Linked DNA regions of Homo sapiens: region 1 is linked to region 2. A link is a contact called in ENCODE Hi-C or POLR2A ChIA-PET data. All regions are on one chromosome and are shown on one strand. The core of a region is the stretch at or near the end of the contact, and the rest is flanking DNA. Distances in the headings are between cores, read along the strand shown.

Region 1 (2,881 bases), core at 194-2,693, 310 kb after region 2:
TGTCTCTACCAGAAAATGAAAGTAATTGAAATTAAGAGAAGGGAGAGATTGAAGTGTGGCGCCAAGATTGAAAGGAGAAAGAGGTTGAGGGATAGTGAGGGAGGTTGGAGAAGAGAGTAAAAAGAGGCCGCTTACCGGATTTGAAATTGGTGAGATGTTTCTTGGGCTGGTCGGTCTGAGGACCTGAGGTCGTAGGTGGATCTTTCTTACGGAGCAAAGAGCAGGAGGACAGGGGATTGATCTCCTAAGGGTGATTCAGAAAATGCTTTTTATAGAGGCATAAACACCTAATTTGGACATTTTCAGGACACACAGCCAATGGGATAAAGTTGGATGGCATGGAAGAGACAGTACAGCAAAAAGTAATGGGTTAAGACAAAAAGTCACATGCGGGGAGAATGAGAGAGGACAGAAACGACTAGGGAACAAATAAAGGCAGAGAAAAGAAGGGATAACTAGAGTAATGTAATAAAGGAAGTCGGATTTCTAATACAACTTAATCTATGGCTACAACTACAAAGCTAGGGATATGGTACATGCAAAAATGAGCACAGAATTTTTTTTCTTAATGCACTAAGGGGGACTAAAGAAACATTTACAAAATATTTATTGGGGTTGCCCCAGCAGCGTACAGACAACCACTTTTGGCTGGGTCCTTCCCTGCCCAGACCTACTCCCCTTGGGGCGATGGAAGGAGGAGGCACTGCAGCAGCCTAGTTCTCTGTCCTTACAGTTGTTCATCTGCTTCCAGAAAATGGTGCCTGAGATGAGCAAGGTCAGCAGACAAGAAGTGAGGTCAATGTCAGGTTTCCATGCCAGCAGCGGGAACTCTGGATACAGTGGAGAGTCACAGCTGGTCAAACCCTGAACCGCTTGCTCCTTGAAATGGCCAGAGAGGCCCATCCCAGAGCCATCTCATCATCTCTCCTCAGACAGGTGAACCTCTTCTGGTGGCGACGGGGTGGGGAAGAACAGAGATCAAAGCAAAACCAAACAAAATGAAAGCATAATTGTTACATATTTTTTTTCTCTTTTTACACACATGCATTATAATTTATTATTAACTACTCTGAGTTCTTTCCTTACATTTCCCAAATTAAGGATCGGCTTTGCTGGCAGAGATCTTTTCCCCAAATAAAACTGGGCACTTTCTTAAGAGTTCCAAGTTCAAGGTTAATGTTACGGTGTGTAGCTTGGCCTTTTTGAATGCTTGATGGAGAAAGCTAATCAGTGGATCTGTTGTCTCTAGGAAACCGAGAAGGAAAACAATCAGCTCTGTTCTCTCTGGGCCGAGGGAGTGAGCTGTAATGAGGGAGCACAGGAACGCATTGGGCGCCCTCAGACCTGAACACACAGGTTAGCACCACCTGCCTGGCTGACCTGGCTCACAGGTGCGCGGTTGCCAGGTAACGCTTGGTATCTCAGGGTGCCTTCAGAAGCCCAGCAGTTGGCTTGGGGAGGTGTGGCACGGCCTGGGGCGATGGTGGGGGCAGGGCAGATGGAGTCACTATCAGGGCAGCTGGCAGCACCACTACTCCTCACCTCTGTAGCAAGTGGAAACAAGCCGGCTCGCCCTGAAGGGCCAATCTTCTTCCTCAGCTGCCTGTGTTGTGAAACGGCTCTCTGATTAGAAATGAGCTTACAGATGCAGAAGGGAGAAAATAAAACCCTTGCTGTGCGTTATATAAAGCCCCCCTCTCTCTCTCCCTCACACACACATATACGTGTGTTTTACATAAATATAAATATAAAACACACATCTGTCCTTTGTAAAGTTATATTCTAAAAATTCCTCTCAAACTTGGGCAACTTTATAGAGCATGTTATCACATATGTGAAGGGCAAAATGATGTTTGGGAAGAGCGGCTGACTGGTTGAAAACACCTGGGTTCTAGCCCTAAATTTGCAAGTTTCTTGATTCTCCAGTGTTACTGGGGAGTCACTCCATCATTTTAGATTCACATGAAATCAGCCCAAATCCCTATGTGTCCTGAAAAACCCAGAATTCCCCTCAGTCTCTTTATGAGCTCTTGAGGGCTTGATTCCCTTGCCCTCTCTCTGGCCCCCACTTCCTTCTTGCACAGATGTAATTAATTTCCATCCTTAGTTATTGCATGTCCATTGCATATGTTCTTCACACAGAGTCTGCCTTTTCCTAAACTCTGGCAAATTCATAAATCTGGAACACCTTGTTCCCAAATAATGCCAGATGTATAAGAACTCCTCCCTTAAGCTAATGCTGGTTTCTCTTTTGGTGGTAGTTGTTGTTCCTGGTCAAGTTGTGTACTCTTTTGGATCTTTCTTTCATTCTACTTGATCAAGAAAGCTTTATGTGAGTGGATAGGCACAGTGTCACTGTGTAGAGCAGAATAGGTCATACATTGTGGTGGTCCTGGACTGCAATTAATTTGCAAAGATAGGCTCAATGTGTAAGAGTCAGTGTTTTTAGAGCTGGCCTCAGTAGGTTCGTTAGGTCCACAGAAGGGTGAATATTGGAAACCAGCTGCCCTCTCCGATCCATGGCCTGTCATTACAGCTGAGTCATTCCTGTGCAGAGTACTACTTTTTCACCCTAGGATATGCATAGGTTCCTCAATCTGTCTTGGGTGAGGAAAAGATGAGTTATCTAATAAAGTTATGGGAAAGCTAAGAGCTTGAGGTTAAGCAGAGGCAGCCAAGCTGTTTTCTTCCCACCTGGAATCAGGCAGGCTAACGGGGAAATCACGCAGGCCAACCTTCCTAGCCCAAGGGCTATCATTCTGCTTTATATGTTTGAGTCATTGTGAGAAGAGAAAGATTTATAGGTGTTCTTTCAACACTTATTCAACAAATATTTATTGAACACCTACTCTTTTCTGAGCTCTGCAGTGTGTTCAGCAAC
Region 2 (2,846 bases), core at 79-2,578:
ACAGGGAGACGTTATGAGGGAGGGGTTGAGGGAGGGGCCATGGTACCAATGGTTACTGGAGAATGCTCCCATTGCAGCAGAGCAGTTGTTGGGGAGGTCTGCACAAAACCTGGGTTAATGAGCCGTGCCTAGCCCAGCAGGTTTAACTTCCTAGAAGGGCTGCCTATGTCCCTGTGACCTGTCACTGCTGTGAGAACCTCAACCTCTACTGTCTGGGAAGGATGGCTATCTTCAGCTGGACAGGCTTGCAAATCGTATTCTGGCATACTTCTTCATTTCAGTATCTTTATCAACAGAACTACATGCAGACACTTTAGGGGAATTAATAGATCAGCCCAGAGGGGGCAGGCGGATAAGAAATGAAATTACAATAGCGAAGTTATGGAAACAACCTAAGCATCTGTCAATGGATGAATAGGTAAAGAAAATGTAGTGTATATATACATACTGGAATATTATTCGACCTTAAAAAAGAAGGAAATCCTCCTATTTGTGACAACATGGATGAACCTGGAGGATGTTAAGTGAAATAAACCAGAAACAGAAAACTGTATAACCTCACTTATATATGGAATGTAAAAAGGTAAAACTCATCAAAGCAGGTTTAGAAGGGTAGTTATGGGGAGAGGCTGGGGGAGTAAGGAGATGTTGGTCAACGGGTACAAATTTTCAGTTACGCAAGATGAATAAGTTCTGGAAATCCAGTGTACAACATGGTGGCAATAGTTAATGATATTGTGCAGTATACTTGAAATTTGATAAGAGGGTAGAGCGTTTAAGTGTTGTCAGCACACACATACACACACAAATGGTAATGATATCAGGTGTTGGATAAGTTAATTAGCTTGATTGCGATGATCATTTTACAATGTATACATATGTGAAAACATCAAGTTGTATACCTTAAATATATGGAATTTTTATTTGTCAATTATACCTCAATAAGCTGGGAAAAAAGAAAAGAACAAGTAATAGCATGCTTTATACTTCTTTTGCTGCTTCATAAAATTGGTTTTGCTTTTGCTTTGGAAGAACACCAGCAGAGAAAGTAGCACTCAAAAGGGGAGTTAAAGTGCTGTTCCAGTAGGCTCTGGATTAGCCAGAAGGTTGAAGCAGCCCCTAGACAGGGAAAAGAGGCTGTCTTCAGGCAATAGGCCCTATTTAGGAGTGCAGTGTGCCCTAAAATTCAAAAGAGGGCAGCAGATAACTTGCACTGCCTGTAGGACCAGGAAAGCGTGTAACTTGAGGAATGTCAGCAGGAAAATTTACTGGTTTTTCAAAACTCACGTCATGCAAGGGTTAGGTGAACCAGAAATTGTGTTTCATAAATTGTGTGTTTAAGTGTAAAAGCAAATATTTGATGAATGGGATCTAAGGAGCTTTGGTGATGTGGAGGGGCAAGTGCAGGCAGATTGTCCACCATGGCAGCCTCGTGCTCTGTTATTTAGTGATATAAAACCTTGCGGTGGCAAGGTCAGCAAAGTTAAGGCCAGAGTGCATGAGAAATAGCTGTGGAGTGTGAGGTGAAGAGGCTGCGTGTGTGCTTGTACAGTCTCCTCGTTGCTTTCACCGAGTCTCTCCAATGAGCGCGACCCTCCTCACAAAGTGTGCACAGTGCTTCTCTCCTGGGTAAATTTACAGGATGTGGGAGACAGTGAGTCTCTCTGAGATTTTCCAGCACTTCCAGAAGAAAGAAAGTTTGTGTTAGGAAGGACAGGCCCCAGCTCCCTGGGACTTCAGGGAGGCTGGGGGGAGCTGCAGTGGAGAAGAGGAGGAGGTTGCTGAAGGAGAAGCAGCCTGAAGTTCTCAGGTTGAAAATACAAACCTTAGCCCCATCCTGCGGAATTTTGGGATTTCATTCCTAGGATCACCCTATAGACCTCTTTATGATTCAGTTTCCTGGAAAAGATGATATTATGGTATGGATCCTAAACACAGTTTCACAAGGAAGTTCTGTGTCTTTTGGCAGGGGAAGAATAGTGAACAAAGTGCAATCTTACTTTTAAAATAAATCTTGAAATGATATTGCAAGCCTTATGAGATCTCTGATAATCTTTTTTTATTTGACCTGGTTTTAAGTAATTCTTTTTATTCTTGATGTTTTTCTTAAAAGCATTTTAGAATCATTCAACCTTCTAAGAAAGCATCAAACCATATAAGCAATCTAATCTAAAAAATGATACCTCTAAAAGTTGAAACTTTTGTTTATTTTGACTACTTTTTGATTACTGGAAAGAATAAAAAAATTTTACTCTATCAACATTGGATTATATAAACTGTAAAGAGCTTCTACTAAGACGTGTGAAAATGCACATTTTCTTTTTTTATATAACTTCAAAATTAACAGATACTATACTGTTTAGATACATACCTGATGCTAGATAAAGAGTTCCTGAGAAACATGCCCTAAACTTTTGGACTGATTTAATATGAAACAATTACTACAGAGCTGAGTTAATCAGCCCCTTTATAGATTTTGGCGAAGATGATTCTCTTCATATGTATAATAATGAAAACCAAACTTGGCAAAAGCTCACAGGTCTACAGTGACTGTGTATTTCTTTGCATTCTCTAGAATATTGAGGGAGGAGATTATTTTTTACTGGTGTTTTACTCTCAGGAAATTAGAATTGCAAGTTGATAAACAAGTTGATAGGGTCTTTAGGGCCTGTGTGATCAATCAGGACTTCTGGGGTTCCTGTAGGTATCCTTGAAGTCTGCTTGTGGGTTGTATAGTCCAGAGTGATCATGAGATCTTTCACCTCAGAATGACTGTAGATGAAAAGATACATTTCTTTTGCCAGAGCAGTTCTCTCTAGAGTTTCAAAAACAATAATTTTGTTCTC

Evidence for each region. Hi-C counts contacts between places; a loop is a spot of excess contacts on that map. ChIA-PET counts read pairs that join two places held with the same protein, here RNA polymerase II (POLR2A). Pooled maps may share reads with other maps.
Region 1: a loop to region 2 is called in a map of PC-9, with 5 times the contacts of the local background. The contact joins two enhancer-like sites. A Hi-C loop is called at or near these places in 6 of 168 maps with a recorded cell type or tissue (Caco-2, Calu3, HepG2 and 3 more) and 5 of 50 pooled maps. POLR2A ChIA-PET finds 5 or more read pairs at or near these places in 3 of 52 experiments (HEK293, OCI-LY7 and activated T-cell).

The regions. Positions count from the first base shown.
Region 1 is chr6:19,536,838-19,539,718 of GRCh38, reverse strand. No RefSeq gene overlaps it. Among named protein-coding and RNA genes, the nearest start is that of LNC-LBCS, 270 kb to the left of the region's middle. Within about 2 kb of position 1,443, at least 3 of the 41 ENCODE cell types and tissues checked have a DNase peak (open chromatin) inside an H3K27ac peak, as active enhancers do.
Region 2 is chr6:19,850,373-19,853,218 of GRCh38, reverse strand. No RefSeq gene overlaps it. Among named protein-coding and RNA genes, the nearest start is that of ID4, 14 kb to the right of the region's middle. Within about 2 kb of position 1,328, at least 3 of the 41 ENCODE cell types and tissues checked have a DNase peak (open chromatin) inside an H3K27ac peak, as active enhancers do.